3 separate regions of the Mus musculus genome follow, and regions 1 and 2 are each linked to region 3. A link is a loop called in an ENCODE intact Hi-C map of the cell type or tissue named here. Cell type or tissue: left cerebral cortex. All regions are shown on one strand. Links, peaks and the distances in the headings refer to the core of each region. The heading gives the core; the rest is flanking DNA. Region 1 has its middle 3.1 kb from the start of Ptbp2. Region 2 overlaps Ptbp2 (polypyrimidine tract binding protein 2). Region 3 has its middle 170 kb from the start of Ptbp2.

The links. Peaks named below come from ENCODE experiments on the same cell type or tissue, not always from the same donor. Only the 100,000 strongest peaks of a DNase experiment are listed, where the experiment ranks them.
Region 1: a loop joins it to region 3, with 6 times the contacts of the local background. A loop is called at or near these places in 3 of 42 quality-filtered maps.
Region 2: a loop joins it to region 3, with 2.9 times the contacts of the local background. A loop is called at or near these places in 3 of 42 quality-filtered maps.

Annotation. Positions count from the first base shown.
Region 1 is chr3:119,783,620-119,789,431 of GRCm38, reverse strand. It overlaps a transcript of Ptbp2 not described here. Among named protein-coding and RNA genes, the nearest start is that of Ptbp2, 3.1 kb to the right of the region's middle. In left cerebral cortex, for the core only: no CTCF peak of the experiment used is centred there; no DNase peak of the experiment used is centred there.
Region 2 is chr3:119,777,540-119,782,539 of GRCm38, reverse strand. Ptbp2 (polypyrimidine tract binding protein 2) reads left to right here. Exons shown (of 14, transcript NM_001310711.1): 2 at 1,006-1,036. Among named protein-coding and RNA genes, the nearest start is that of Ptbp2, 3.3 kb to the left of the region's middle. In left cerebral cortex, for the core only: a CTCF peak has its summit at 3,083; DNase peaks (open chromatin) are centred at 272, 1,455 and 3,047; H3K4me3 peaks cover 1,117 bases; H3K27ac peaks cover 408 bases.
Region 3 is chr3:119,946,261-119,952,072 of GRCm38, reverse strand. No RefSeq gene overlaps it. Among named protein-coding and RNA genes, the nearest start is that of Ptbp2, 170 kb to the right of the region's middle. In left cerebral cortex, for the core only: no CTCF peak of the experiment used is centred there; DNase peaks (open chromatin) are centred at 1,176, 1,792, 2,218 and 2,830; H3K4me3 peaks cover 295 bases; H3K27ac peaks cover 459 bases.

The DNA.
Region 1 (5,812 bases), core at 451-5,450, 160 kb after region 3:
GTATGGAAGAGTTTTATTTGTCTGCTTTATTTTATTTTAGCTGTAAGGCATCTAGAGGAATCACTTTTTAAAGATATTTATTTAACATTACATCTATGTGTGTGTGTGGGGGGGGGGGTGTGTGCAGGCAAATGCAGGTGCCCTCAGAGGCCAGAGGGGTCAGGTTCCCTGAAGCTGGAGTTGCATACAGCTGTGAGCCATTGAACACGAGTACTGGGAACAAAACCCAAGTTGTCCGAAGGAAGGAGTGGTACAGGCTGTGCTGTTAACTGCTGAGCCATCTCTACAGTCCCAGAAGCAACTTCATTCTGTCTTTATGTGTCAGTGACAGCATGGAAGAGATTCTTCTTTTCTCAGTACTCAGTGTTGTGCTTGTCTCTCTTGGGGGCTCAAAACAAAGCATCCTAGCACAGTATTCCTGGGCTTTGTTAAGTGAGGATGATGTTATCTGTGCTCATTTATTTTGTATAAACTTTTAATATCCTATTCAAGTGCTTTGCTCATTTTCCTATTTGATCGTTGTTTTTATATGTTTACCTTTAGATTGCAGTTTTATTTATTTACTCTGTGTATGTGGTGTATGTGGTGTATGTGGTGTATGTGGTGTGTGTGTGTGTGTGTGTGTGTGTGTGTGTGTGTATACACTCCATGGCCATCTGACAACTTATATGAGTGGGCCAGCTGGATCCCATGAATTCTCAGACTTGATAGCAAACACCTTTACCTGATGAGCACTCTCTTGTTGGCCTTTGACAATTACTTAATTACAACAGCAATTGCTAATCTTTCTCCAAGGTCTTAAGTCCCATGTAGGGCAATTTGGTATCATCTTTCAGAATTAAAAACACTTTACTTAGTTCTTTTATTTATAGCAGTCATCTAGCAGATGTATTCAAGTGTGAAGTGACTTAAAAACAATGAAATTAGTTGCAAAATTGTTTACAAAATTAACATAAAGGCCACCTAAGGATTTGTCAGTATATTTAGTTAAATAAAGTATGATTTTTTTTCTTGGTGGAATACATAGCTATGTAGCAAGAACAAGACAATTCTAAACTCTATATTGTATATTTTTAATCTCTTAGATCTCAAAGATACATAATTGTACTGGCTAGTTTTGTGTTAACTTGACACAGGCTGGAATTATCACAGAGAAAGGAGCTTCAGTTGAGGAAATGCCTCCACGAGATCCAGCTGCAAGGCATTTTCTCAATTAGTGATCAAGGGCAGAAGTCCCCTTGTGGGTGGTGCCATCTCTGGGCTGGTAGTCTTAGTTTTATAAGAGAGAAGGCTGAGCAAGCCAGAGGAAGCAAGCCAGTAAAGAACATCCCTCCATGGCTTCTGCATCAGCTCCTGCTTCCTGACCTGCCTGAATTCCAGTCCTGACTTCTTTCAGTGATGAACAGCAATGGGGAACGTGTAAGCTGAATAAACCCTTTCCTCCCCAACTTGCCTTTTGGTATGATGCTTGTACAGGAATAGAAACCCTGACTAAGACAATAGTTTTAAGTTACAAGATAATACTGACTACATAATGATCATCACCTTTGAGTAAAACAAACACATGAATATTTTTGTCCTAGTTTAGATTTCTTTCAATTGCTGTGACAAAATAATAACAGAAGCAACTAACAGAGAAGAAGGGTTTATTCCTCTTTCAATTCTAGGTGACACTCTGAGTCACTGTTCTGTTGCTGTGAAAAGATCCCTTGACCAAGACAACTTATATAATAGGAAGCATTTAATTGTTGTTTACAGTTTCAAGAGGATGAGCCCACAGCTATCATGATAGGGAGTGTAGAGGCATGCAGGCAGACATGACTCTTTAGGGATAGCTGAGACCTTGTATCTGACCTGCAAGCAAGAGGCCGAGAGTGAGACAGGGCCCCAGAGCCTACCTGCAGTGACACACCTCTTCTAACAAGGCCACACCTCCTAATCCTTCCCATCATTTCTGCCATTTGAGGAACAAGTATTCAAATATATGAGCCTTCTGGGGTCTGTCCTCATTCAAACCACTGCACAGTCCATCATTGGTGGGATGTCAAGGGAACAGGGATGTGAAGCAGCTAGTTCATCCACGGTGCAAGTGAAGAGAGAGTGAAAACATTTGTGTTCACTGCTCAGTATGCTCTACTTCGTACAGTCCAGGGCCCAACCCCAGGCAATGCTCTCACCACAGTGGGGTGCCCCTTCCCACTCAGTTACTGTAATGGAACCAATCCCCCACAGACATGCCTGCAGGCCAACCTGATGTAGACAGCCCCTCACTGAGACTGTCCTTCTAGATGCTCCTCACTGTGTCCAGTTGACAGTTAAATCAACCATCACAATGTCAATACCGGTATTAGAACCTATCCAAAAATGTATGTAGTAAAATGGAAAGGTGGGCGGCGAAGGGAATCTGGATGGCGAGCAGGATCCTAAAATATATGCTCTTTCTTCTTCTAGTAGATTTGCTGGGACATAGTTCACATGTTCTGAAGTCATAAGCATCGTGTTTCAGTTGAGTTGAAGTATATTTGGAAAATTGTCAAACCCTTTCCACATGGCAGTTAAAGTACATTTGGGAAATTGTAAAACCCTTACTATAGGGCAGTTAGGAATAACTTTCTTCATGATAAAGAGGAACTTATTGCCTTTACATCTATTTTACATCCCATGCTCGGTGCCCAGCAACCTAGTACCTAGTATGGCCCCTCTTTGATTGTTTCCCTTCTCCAGGGGGTTTGCATAAGCTTTGACAGCTTCTCAATGTCCTTTTCTCTACTTTGAGTTCATATTACCTTTTCAAAAATGAAATACTATTAATTGGTATATTATTATTTCTCTTGTTAGACTGGAAAACTAACTGATACTCCAGTACCCTAAGCAGACTAAGAATAAAATGTTATGGAAGTGAACATGGTCCCATTTCTTACTTTTATTGCATCAGTATTAGACCTTATTTTGGCTTAGCCTAGGCTGAAATTTAGATTTAATGATTGTTCACATAAGTGAAAAATTTTCTGTGAAAGGTCAAAACAGTTACCATTCGGATGGAAAAGAACACATTACTGTACTGAAAGAAGATCTGGGTATGAAAAGAATACTGTCCAGCCACTTCACTTTTTATTGCCCTATTCTGTTAGGACTTCATAAACATGAATTGAATCTAGTCGGCATTTACAAGGGTTGGCCATCCTCCACTGTTTAATAATCCAGCCCCTAGTTAACCTACACAGGCACACAGATTGACATATGGGTGGGACTTTACAAATTTGCCGGTGACATTTCCCCTGGTTTATTCATTTGTACGAGTGCCAATCTAATTTCATTACTGACATGTTTAACCTTTGTGAAGAATCTCTGTACAGATACAGCTATACGGATACGGGCTGCCTCCGAAGTTCCAAAAGCCAAAAGTGTGGCCTGTTCCTTCTGCAGAGAATAGTATCAGTGACAGGAACAACAACCAATCACCAACAATCAAGGCGATAGCAGCACCGCTTCTTAAGCATTGACTGCGGCCAGGCTGTCAACTGGACACCAATTTGGATGATGACGTCACTCTTAATCTCATTTTCATGAACTTCATCCTTGGGTTATGCTGACCATGTCCAGTGTCACGTAGCTAACAAATGGAACATCTCAAACGCGAAGCCAGGCTTTCATGGATATGTTTTTGTGGTATATAGCACACAGGGATTACAGTCTTGTCCTGCTACCAGATGCCTACAACTGCAGGTGCTAGCAGCCTCTGTATCTGTTATTTCATTCTGTACGCCCATCTTCCCAAAACAATGTATGATAAGCTAACCTCACACTATTCGTATATTAGACATAGCCAGAGATTAACAATACTAAAAACAGAGTAACTGCACAAAACATACTCAGGAAAGACATGGGAATATGTTTCCTGTCTTGAAATACTTGGTTGCTTGTTCACCTCCAGGGAAGCATTTTACGATTTCTTGACATATGACACTTTCTTGGCATACGGATTGCCAGGAGCACTACTCTCGTGCTTTGGGAGTTGAGGTAACTAAGGAACTCCTTCCTGCACATACAAACCTTGAGATAACATGATAGTTAAGCTGATCGAAGACACCTGTTCATTGAATAAGCTAGCTGGAAGATAGCGTGTTTAGCCTTGATACACTGAACATAGAGGTGACCCATGTCCTGACTGGAGAGTGAGATGGAGGCGATTTCATTATGCTTTACCTCAGAATGGTGCAGAATTTTAAACTATAAATCATGTCTAGATTTTACACTTAATATTTCCCAGCCACGGTTTACCACTGAACAAATGGCTTGAAACAGAAACCTCAGGTAGATGTCCAGAGGAGCCTATTGCTGTGTGCTGATACATCAGCATCATTCCCAACTTTAAACCCTTATTTCTTTACTACATTTTAAAATCTAGTGCTTTATGTGTCTTGCCTTGCGAACTACCTCACATATTTCCTACCGAAGTGTTGACTTAAATAAGCCAGCATATTGACTGTGCTGTGGTTTGCCCTTATACTTTATTAGAAGACCAACAAAAGGTTGTAGTTTAGTGAACATCTGACACTTGACAGAAGTTCTGCTCTTCTTGACCCAGATTGTCTTCCCTGAGATAAAACGAGAACCAATTATCAGTGTTGATTGTGCCAGTGCGAAGAAGATGGAGAATGCATCCTGGATCCCCTCCCTCCCTCCCTCCCTCTGGGAGCATACAGATTTAATTGTTGAGTTGAAACTATGTGAACAAAACCACAACCCATGAAAAACTATTATTAATGGAAATGATAATGGGGCCTTTACGTATCATAAGTCAAAAGTATAGATAGAAGGGAGGTGTTGCCGGAAATTAGATTTTTAAAAAGAATCGACAATCCCTAAGGCAAATCAAGACTATTTGACCAGGTGGTGGCTTGGAAACGTTCTTAGAGCAACAACAGTGCACATATGTGTGTGGTTGTTGTTGATTGCCTTTGAAACAAGGTCTCACTAAGTTTCTTCATCCTCTGGAGTAGCTGGGGCCAGGTTCTGACTTATCTTTTAAAAATAATATACAATCTCCCATTTAGTGAGGTGAAATTCCAGGTGGTAAGGGCAAGAGGCTTCTTGAAGGGGACGCGGCAGATCTGGAGGAGGTATGGAGGACACCTGGACAGACACAGTTGGTAAGTGCTGGAGGAGGTAGGGAAGAGCAAAGGGTGGTGCTGGCATTAGTGGCATGCCGGGAACATTTTCCGAAACCAAATGTTGCTGGGGCTATGATACAAATACATTAAAGAAGAACGGAAAACATGTTCTATGATATTAAGACCTTTAGTTCTATGGAAAAGTGATTTTTGTCTAGGCCGTTTTAACATTTTCATCCCCTGTAACTAATGCTAACTCAATTGGCCTCCTCTTTCCATATCCCCAAATGTTGGAATACAGGAACGCTTTCTGCCACCTCGCTCGCTCAGCGTGTGGCCATTCCCATGTAGGGATCTTGGAATATATGTTTTTCCTAACAGATGCACAAAAATTACCAACCCACATGAGAATCACCTTTTCTTCCTCTTGGCCTGATTGATTCCAGGTTTGTAAGCAAACACTAAGCTGGTGAGCAGTCCTTAATTAGGAGATGTTGTTATATTTTCCTAAGCAATGGATCTTGACCAGGGGGGTAAGCTCTTTGAGGATGAAGAATTTGTAAACGAGGTCTAGGATGCAGCTATAAAGTCTTTTTCTCTAGAGCTGAGAGGGCGAAGGGTGCCCGGGCCGGGCCTGGGATTGGTCCTTTGTGGTAATAATGCAGCTTGAGGTTGGAAGGAAGAGTGGAAGCAGCCTG
Region 2 (5,000 bases), core at 1-5,000, 170 kb after region 3:
AACAAAACCAAACCCCCATGAAGTGTTGGAGAGGCAGCATCAGTCACATGGGCAAAGGCCACAAGCCACGCAAGGCAGACAACAGATAATCCACACAGGGTTGGCCTTCCCCCGCCCCCTACTTTGATTAGTTTCTGGAGGAAAAAAAAATACAAAAATAAAAACAAACACCCCCCCCCCCACACCAGCCCCCCAAGCAAATATGGAACATGGATCAGAGTCGTGTTGCATCTTTGGAGAGGCTGGGCGTGAAGACCGGAGGATGCTGAGTGAGATGAGAGAGCTGTGAGAAGAAAAGAGGAGGCTCACCAATGTCGCGCCCTTGTTAACTCCACATCCCGAACGACCCAGTTCAACTCATTGTTCAGAGAAGGGGGCCACAGTTCACAGCCCACAGAGAGGAAGGGGCACGAAAAGAGACCCAGTGAACATGAACCTTTATTAAAATTGAGGGTCTGGATTTGACGAGTCTAAGAAAGTAAAATCCGAGTTTATTCAATAGGTTATCAGTCTAGAGTTAGTTATCTGGTGTTTTAGAAGAGATAATAAAAAGGCTTTAAACATCATTGCCACAAATTACCTTAATGGGATATTATTTACCACAGGAAATGTAGCTTTAGACATGTGAATTATCCCCAGACAGTTTTCCAATTTCCAGATTTTGTTTAGGTTACCAAAGAACTCACTCAACGTTGCTGATGTCAGTATATAAGCACGTTAGGAATAGTATAGTGTTTCTGCATTTTCATCTTGCTGTTAAAGGTTCTTAAAAATGATCATAAACTGACTGAAACGTCGAATGGTTCAAAATTATTTCTAAAAAAAAAAAAAAACAAAAAACAAAAACAAAAAACCTCCAGGTAAATAATAGTTAAAAAAAATTATCACTGAGCATCTGTGTATTGCCAGGGCCTGGGTAATTTATAAAAGATCTTAAAAGTTTTAAAGTTAAGCATTGATCATTAGAAGAGTAAGAGGTTGACACTTTTATTTTTTCCTTTACAGAATTGTCACTGAGGTTGCTGTTGGTGTGAAGGTAGGAGATTATGTTTGAAAGTAACGTGGAAACTGGGGATGTTGGATATGGTACCATTGTAAAGAGTGGAAAATTTCAGTTAGCCTTGACAACAAAAGCCAAGCTTAAAATATTTCCTTTAATTTGTAAAGTCAGAGTCTATAAACAACTGTACAGTTGGATATTGATAATGACCATGGTATGTTAATTACTTGATAATAAGCAGATTTTTTTTTAACCTCTTTAAGTAGTGTAAAGTGTTAGTTTAAAACAGTTGACTCTGATTAAAGTGAAATGTGTGTGCTAGGCATGAATCACACTGGTAATCAGTTGTCCTGACATGGAAGAAGGACACAGTTGCTTTAAGTCCTTCCAGCTTGAGTTGTTGAAGAGCTTTCTTGTGTGTGTAGGTTTTTCCCTCACTTCTTGGGTAGAAAAACTGCTCAGCCCTTACAATTGACTCCATGCCTACCATCTGGCACTTCCTTGAAGGCATAGACAGACCTTTTAGTGTCTTGGTGCATTACAGATTGGTTGGTTGCAAGCCTTTCCACCTTGTTAGGACAGATTCTTTGTCTTTTAACTTATGCCCAAGCCTGTAATAGGATTTCTCCTGTCCCTCAACCTTAATTATAAGTATAAATATAAAACCCCATGCATATAAATACCCTTAGGAGAACTGTAAGTGTACCTGGTTTAGTGAAGTTGACCTTCAGTATTTTTCTTGGACTTTAAAAAATTATGTTTATGATGGTTTAATCTTCAGAATAGGTTAGGAGATGTTACTGTGTTTTCTATGATAATGATCTAGAGGCCCATGCTTTAATATCGTGTAGAACATTTAGTTTCATTGACAGTCATGTTTTTCAAGTTGAGATATTAAGAGCTTTGAAGTCAGGAATAGGTCAAGAGTACAAAATGTCTTGATATTGTAGTTATTATCCAAATAGATTTCTTCTGTGAATTATATAAAAGAATAAATGATTACAAGGTACTTTGTCAAAATGGGTTAACTGATAGCTCTGTGGTCTTTTACTAGAGGATAAGTTATAAAAATGAGTTAAGTAATAGCTCTGTGGTCTGTTACTTGAAAATTGTATAAAAATATTCACTACCCATTCTAAAATGTTTAATATAAAATTTTGTAAAGTTAAAGTTCATTTTTTATCATTTTCTACTATATTGGTTAAATTCTTATATTGTTTGCAGCAGTTTGTACGGCACTTAAACTTTCTTACAAGTAAATAGTTGTAAAGAAAGTAATCTATGTGCGTTTTTAAAATAATTGAAACTGTAGTATCCATTTCTCCTTCATTCACAGTTCAGTTGCTTAGGTGTAGATGTGTTAAGTTTTTCATTTTTAAAAATTACTGATTTGCACATTATCATGCATTTCTTATTTTTTGTAGAATCCTGACCTTTTCAAATTTTTATTTTGGTATGACATAAACTGCCTGTATTTAAAGTATGCAATGTCTCATTTACACACACACACACACACACACACACACACACTTACACACACTTACTCGTATTTAAAGTATGCAATGTCTCATTTACACACACACACACACACACACACACACACACTTACACACACTTACTCGAGTGGGCGAAGCCACTACTACAATCGAGGTAGAAACCTGTTACTCATAGGAATGCCCTCCTGCCCCTCTGTTGTCCCCTTTGCCTTGCCTCTCCCCAGAAGCGAGTGATCTGCTTTCACTGCAGATTCGCTTGTATTTTTAGAATTTTAAATGAATGGACTCAGGGAAGTCTTCTGTTGTATTCCACTCAGCAGAAGCTTTTAAGTTATTTACACGGTGTTAGTGTTCTCTTCCCCACTGTTTGCTTAGTGTCATCATGCTATATGGTAACTAAAAACCTGTAGTGGGCATTTGTGTTTGGGGGTATTATAAAGTTGCTATGATCATTTCTGCACTTTTTTGTGCACATATGCTTTTATTTCTCTTGGGGTCCATTGTTAAGAATGGCTGAATCATATGTTAGGCATATGTTTAACTAATTGAGAAACTGCAGCCTCTTTTCCGCAGTGGTTGCACCATCTTGCCACCACCAGGATATGAAAATTTCAGTTCCTCCAGAGACTTCTCAGTGCTTTTTAGTGTTTAGTGGGTGTGAAGTGATAGTTTAATTGTGGTTTTAATTCTTATTTCTGTATGGTATCTGTTATGAGTGTTTTCAGTGTGCCTTTTGCCAGCTGTTGTTCTCTTCTTCCTTTTGTTTTTTTTTGTTTGTTTGTTTGTTTTTGTTTTGTTTGAGACAAGGTTTGACTGTATAGACCAGGTTAGTCTCCAGCTAGAAGTCTGACTGACTGTCTCTGCCTCCCCAGTGCTGGGATTAAAGGCTTAGATCACCATGACTGGTGAGTTATAGTTAGGGTTCTTTAGAGGAAGAGGATTTACAGAAAGAATCAATGCCCACCTCCCATATCTACATATACATGTGTGTGTGCGTGTGTGCGCGTGTGTGACTTTATTATTAGAGTAGCTTATAGGTTGTTGTCATAGAATTTCTATTGCTGTTAAGTTACACTGTGATGGAGACAACTCTTATAAGGAAAACATTTAATTGGGGCTGGCATAAAGATTCAAAGGTTTAGTTCATTATAGTCATGGCAGGAAGCATGGTGGCATGCAGGTAGACATAGTGCAGGAGAAGAAGCCAAGAGTTCTACATCTGGATTGGCTGGCAGCAGCAGGGGGTTCGGGGGAGGGAAGGAAGAGGGAGGGAGACAGACACACACAGAGAGACATAGAGAATCACAGACAAACCTGGTTTGAATTGAAGCCCCTCCGCATTGACACCCTTCCTCTAACAAGGCCAGGAACCCTCCTTTGAAATAATAGCTTTCCCTTTGAGCCTAGTGGCCATTTTCATTCAAATGACCACAGCTGTGGTTCTGTTAGTCTAACAGTGGTGTCTCCCAGACCAAAAGTTCAAGAATTCAGTAATAGTTAAGTCTAAGAGGCTACTGTTGTCAGCTGGTCATGTGCTCACATCAGAATCCTGAAGGACTAGGTTCTATAATGCCAGTGAAAGAATGCCTTTCAACATACATGAACTTGCCCTTGAGAACGAAGGCAAACAGGCAAAAAGCAAAAGTGTCTCTCCTCCATGCCCTTCAAATTGGCCAGCACCAGAAGTTAGGTCTTCTGACTTCAAAAGATGGAGATGTAGGATAGGTCTTCCTGCCTCCAGTGAATTAATTAAGAAAAACTCCTTACGGGTCTGGTCTACCCACCAGCTTGGGTTTGGTTAACTCCAGGCTAGTCAAGTTGACAATCACGGATAGCCATCACATCTAGCTTGTTTATTTGTCCATGTTTCTAAGATACTGTTTTACGTTTGGATTTTGTCAGGCTTCATTCTGGACTTGTTTTTATTAATTGAGTAGATTGCACAAATTTTCTATTACCTTCCATTCTCTATACAGCACTTGTGAAGAGCAGTAGTTACGCTGCTAAACTCCATTTTAGTTAACTTTTTCTTTTATGGATGGTTTAGTTTGTCCTATTTAAGCCTTTCCTACCTAAAGTAAAATGACTTTTTTGTTTTCTAAGAGTTTTCATTCCAGTTTAATACTTAGGTCTCTTCTCCATTTGGGAATTACAGTTTTTCAGGACCTCTGCATTTTGTTACATTGACACACACACACACACACACACACACATCAAAAACCTAGAAGGAAATAAGGGGGTAGAGAGGAGGACTACAGTATGAGAAGCAGGGAGAAGAGAGAAAAAGTCAAGAGTCCCACAAAACAGGTTGAGAACGTGGATTGAAAAAATTTATTTTAGATATTGACATCAGTTTTTCTAACAATGCTAGAAAATGCTTTCATTAATTAGTCTTGCAGCTTTGTCAAAAATAAGTTGCCTTAAAAAGCTTTCCTATATATGATTTTATGTCTGTCTTCTCTGCTGTGGACTGTGTTTATCTATCTAGATGTCAAGGGCATACT
Region 3 (5,812 bases), core at 466-5,465:
AGCAAAGAGGAACCAAACCCTAAACACAGCAGAACAAGACACTAGCGGTAAGACAGATCTAGGTGAGAGAAAACCCTCTAAGCTTCAACCCCAGGCTCTTCCTAAGAAAAGTAGAGCAGCCCCTCCCCTCACAAGAGCTAGACTGAACACAGGGAGCAGAAGGATGGGTGTGCCTGGTGAACATGAGGGATCCTCAGAAAGTCGTGCAGTACTCTTACTGTTTCCAAACACAATCTTGACAAGAATGCTTCTAGCACTGGCTTCTGTCCTCTTAACAACTCCCATATTCTTAAAGAAGCAGAACTAAAGAAATCAATAAACCACAGAGACATTTTAATAACATCCTTCTAAGACAGGAACTGAGTCCTTAGGTTTGCTTCCTCCAAGGGAGCCTGATTTAATAGTGTAATAATGGCTTGATCTATGAAGACTTTTTTTAAAAATTTGCAGTACTTTTTAAGTCAGTTTTGCTAATAGCTACCATCCTCACTTGCATATCTTTACATAACATAGCCTATCCAAGTGTGGTTTCTAAAGGAGTGATTTTATTTATTTTACGATTGGAAAGGAAATAAGCCAATGACTTGGGGATTGCACATGTACATATTATATGTGGTGAATATATTGCCTGTGTGTGTGTATATACATATTAGTTTTGACATTAAAATAAAAAGAATAAAACTGCAAAATCTGGTTTGTTAATATAGTTCATTTTAATAAACATCCACAAGAACTAACCCTAAATCCCTAACACAAATATTAAATACAAATTGATTGAGCTATTGTTCAACCATACGGCTAATACAGTAAAGTTTTTAAAATATAGAGGTAGACTTGTGTGTGTAGACATGAAAAGAAAATGGACCGCATGATTGAGAAACCAAGCTATGCTAGTCCAGCACTAGATCTTCATCCATGATAGTACACAGACACAAGAAAGCAGTAGCCAGGTGTTAGCAGTTGGGTCTAAGGATTAAACTTTCATTTTCTGTATGTCTTTCTAGTTTTTTTAAAAATTACTTGCTGATATTTATCAGTCAGGAAACAAGATAAATCGAAAGAAAAGTAAGGTACACACTTTCCACAGGCCTGTGTGTTCTCTCTTAGTGTTGTCATGGAAGCGAAGCATTTGGGCACAACTTGGCAGTGTGCCATTTAGTGTCTTATTCACAGCACTAATTGTGTTTTAAATTTTTATGTAAAGTATCCGACACATGTGTCACTCATGATAATTGACAGTGATAATAGTGGCTGATGGTGGCAATGATCTTGGCTTTTTAAAGCCCCATGTTGAACATATTCCTTCAAAATGGAGTCAAACTAGGAGGCTTGATTGATAAAGTCTTGTGTGTGCTGATGGGTGCAACAATCCCCAGTAGTACAGGACAGGTGACTCAAACCAGTGTCATCTTCGTTTTATTGACGGATGCAAATCAAAATGTAGAATAGCTACCAGAGACCTGTAAGGTCACGAGGAATGAGACAGTAACCAAACAACCACTTCACACAGCATTTCAAGGTCAATTAATACACATGGCTGTGGTCCAGGCACTGCCCTGGGCATTGCACATCAGAAACCATTACTGGCTTGGTTGCTTTTAAGCTACAAGTGGTCATAGACAATGGTCCTTAGAACCAAACCTGCCTCTATATACTACATGGTATATGATAAACTATGGGAAATGGTGGATGCAGTTCCCACCTACCCATCCTTTCTATTTTCTGTTTTAGACTTCCCTTTGTTGGTATATTTTTCCACTGAGTGAATCTACTTCACACCACACCCACACAGATGTCTGAACAGCCTTCATAGCTGAGGGCTGCATCTCCAGCTTCTAGAATTGTTCTGCTACAGAGCCAATGCTTAAGACATATTGTTTCGCATGTGGAAACTCCTGGGCCTAGGTGCTTTGCTTTAGACATAACTTGAAGAAAACCGAGAGAGTGCAGAATAAAGATAAGGTTCTATTACTGGGACCAGAGAACTTCCTTGCCTAAAAATGAAAACCAAATCAGCAAATCCCCAAACAAACAAACAAACCAAAAAAAAAAAAAAAAAAAAAAAATGGCCAGGCCCATCCCTGAAGCTCATTATGCTTTCAAACCGCCTTGCCAACCCTGCCAAGCAGGGTGCCTGCTGGGAAGGCTACACACACAAAGCGGGGCCCACTCAGAGCTCAAATAATTGGCCCCCTCCCCCTTTCTCCTTCCTTCCCTCCCTCTCTTACTGTCTCGGAAGCCTGCCCCATAAATCAGATTTAATTATCTATAAAATTTGGTGTAGAAAAGGATTTACTCATTAAAACTGTTCCTCAGCTTGCTACCCACGTTCCAGACTAATAGAAGCGGAAAGGGGGCACCATGGAAACACCGGACGGGCTGGAGAGATAAGCAGGCTTTGAAATACCTGAACCTCAATTAAATAGCAAGTTCCTGCTTCTGTATTTGCCTTTTAAAATATCATGTCGGAATAAGTAAATGTCACCAAATAATCAACCCGTCCCCCCACCCCTCTTCTTTCTGTTTTGGTTACTTGCTTCAACAGGTTTTAAGAGGTGTTTTTTTTTCTCCCCTGTAAGTTTATCTCCTTTGCCTATATTACCCAAGATCTTTCCTCAGCGTCTTCCTCCCGCCCCTGTGTGTGTCTGTGTGTGTGTCTGTGTGTGTGTGTGTGTGTGTGTGTGTGTGTGTGTGTATGCGCGCACGCGCGCGCGCGCTCATGTTTGCAAAATGTCATAATCCTCTCTATAGCCAAACACAACAGCTCTCGGCTCTCGTTTAGTCACACAGCGAGGAGCAGTTAATTAATGAGTACCAAGGGAGGCAGGGAGGAAACATTGGAGAAGAACGCAGCCCGTGGAAGAGCAGAGGGGAATGTCTGAAGTAAGGCCAAGATAAATCTTCAGTCCTAGGAGAAAGCCCTGGGAGAGAGAAGGAGATGCTTGCGAGCTGCTAGCAGAGATGGATTTGGGGGCGGGGCAGGGGGCTTGTTTGTTCTCAGTGTTTGTGCAAGTGATGGAAGCCAGAAGTGCCGGAACTTGGAGAGAATGCTGGAGCTTCTCTAATGAGGCAAAGCTCCAAAGATCTAAAATCTCGCATCACTTTCCATTAATGTCCTCCATGGGAAAAGGCAAAAACCAAACCAAAATAAACAAACATACAAACAAATACAAAGTAAAATAAAAGCCTAAAACTTTTTTCTGGCCACCCAGCCTTAGGAGGGGATTCTTGTCCTGTCTCTCTTAAATCCTCATTGTGCTAGAAAAGAAAGATGAAGCCTGAAGGAGGGGGATGGAGGTGGAGACAAGACACACCTAATAACAACCAGGACACCCGCCTGAGGAGCCAGCTCTCTGCCTTCTAGAGACACTGACTGCCTCCAGGGTTTCATTCCATTCCACAAACCTTGGGAGGTGGGATTTTCTTTTTTAATAAAGGTGTGTGAAGGGAAAAGAAGACAATGGATAAGCAAAAGGGACTGTTGGACAAGGTTCTGTCCTGAGCCCATCATGTCAGGGAAGGCCCACTTACAGAATTTTTAGGAGGAACGACTGTCTCATTGACTATGTACATTGCTTTCTTCTTATTCATCCCTAAGGATCTTTCCTTTTGTTGTTTGTCCCTAGATGTTTTGCTAAATCCTTAATCTCAGGAACTCACCAAAGCTTGACCAGTTAAAGGTTTGGGGGTCGTTGAATGAAGTTCATAAAAACAAGTGCTTTAGACAGTACTCACTTGTCAATAGGATGGCCCACCTCACCTCGTAAAAGATCTCCAATGACTGCCCTCCTTGGTGACTCAACTGTAAGAGAGGATAGAGCCAAAGCGTCATGACCACCTAAGAGGTGTGGCCTTCACCCAGCATTTGCCTCAGAAGACGGAAGGGGAAGGGGGTCAAAAAGTAAATGATAAATTCTACTTTGTGATGTTCTTGTCCCTTTGAGACACTGACTTGTTAACGCAGTGCAACTATTTACATACATGTCACAGCTAGACCTGCAGACTCATTGACAAAGATCTTGCCTTACTCCACATTATCAATGGGTGAGGCAGTGCCTGCCATTTCGAGGGGTTCCAATAATCAAAAGGGAACAAAGGAACAAATCCTCTTTTGGAGTTCAAGCTGCATTATATTAGCATCTGAGTCAGACACAAACTCTTAACATTTTTAAACCATAATCATTGTGCCTTTGGTATCGACGATGGCCCTGGTACTTTCCAAGAACAACATTTATCTGTCCTTTGCTGCTCCTATTCTGAATATCTTTACTCCTGTCCCGAATGGCTAGACTATCGTACCTACTAAAATCCCTGTACAGTCCATGATGGGAGACTTTGGGTTTCACTGAAGCTAATACACACTTAACCTGACCCTTCAGCTTGCTCTGAGAGCAGAAATGCCGAGTACAAAGCAGAGGGAGGAAGAGGATGGGAAGAAAAGATCCAGAGAATGGGAAAATCTTGTTATTCCATCAATCATCATTTATCATTTACTTACTTGGACCATGAATTGAGCTATTCTCCTATAAAACAATGATAAACAAAGCACATTACTAGTTTTCAAAGAGTTAAAAGTCCAGTGGGGGTAGGGAGGGCAGTTAAGCGTGAACGGAGTAGCCCTACTGATTTCACTGCTTGGATAATCATACCTTGTAAGTGGTTGTTAGGCCTCAGGCTGTGCTAGTGTTGACTGTAACTGATAATGGGTGAATAACCCAGAGCTTGAGCTATGAGCTTGCTCATTAGCTCTGCACCGTTGAACAGTATGATCATTCTTCCATGCCAATAGGCTTGCTACCACCATCTGAGTGAATACCAAATGGACTCCTTAGGCAATGGGAGCAGCCAATGAAATCCAGCATATGGTCAGTTAGAAACAATGGATTGCCACCACTGGCTTTCTTTATTATGCAAATATGGTGCAGATTCACAGAGAAGATCGAGTGCCTCCAACGAAAGACTGAAAGATCCACAAACCTTCCCTTTCCTAGAAGTAGTGCCCTCAAACCAGCCACAAGATGCTTTATGCCTTTGTGAGAAAGACACTCTCCGGATTATGTCATCCTGGGCCTGGAAAAAGAGAAAACACATGAGCAGACCTTGCCTATTTCCAGGCATCACTTTATTAGTTAATCTATTACCTTCTCTCTGCTGACCCCTGCTCACATCCTGACCCCTGCTCACATCTGACTTTGTTCATAGCTGTAAATTCAAGTCAAGAGAACAGAATCTTAATCCTTTGGGGGGGGGGAGACCTGGAGGAGCCCTGCTTTCTTTAACTGTGACCCATAAAAGTTTTTCCCATATCACCACTTGTGGGAGGCTGTGGCCTCCCCCAACTTGGGCTGCCCGAGCTGCACCTGAAAGATGGCACCTGCCGGATGCAGAGCTGGTGGCGTAAATAAGTCCATATTTGGTGGAGACGTGCCCCTGCCACCCTGATTGGCTGAAGCCACCCTGATTGGCTGAAGCCGCGTGCCTGGTGAGGTGACATGGCCTGCCGTGAGTGGATGGGGGCTGGGAGTTTATAAGAGTGAGAGGCCCGGGTTCGGGGGGAGAGAGATGAAGAGGGAGAGAGATGAAAGGGGAGAGAGATGAAGACTGAAGATTTCTGAATAAACTGTTGTTAGAAGAACTGGTGGTCGTGTCGTTCTTGCTGGTGGAGAGCGGATGCGACAACCACTTTGGGAGGTGTACTTTGAAAACAGTAGCTCCTCCACCCCGTTCAAATCTCAGCTCTGACACAGAGCTCTCTGAAACGTCTGCGGCAGGCTCCATGGCCCTGCTAAGACCTCTCACCTAGCCCATGGCG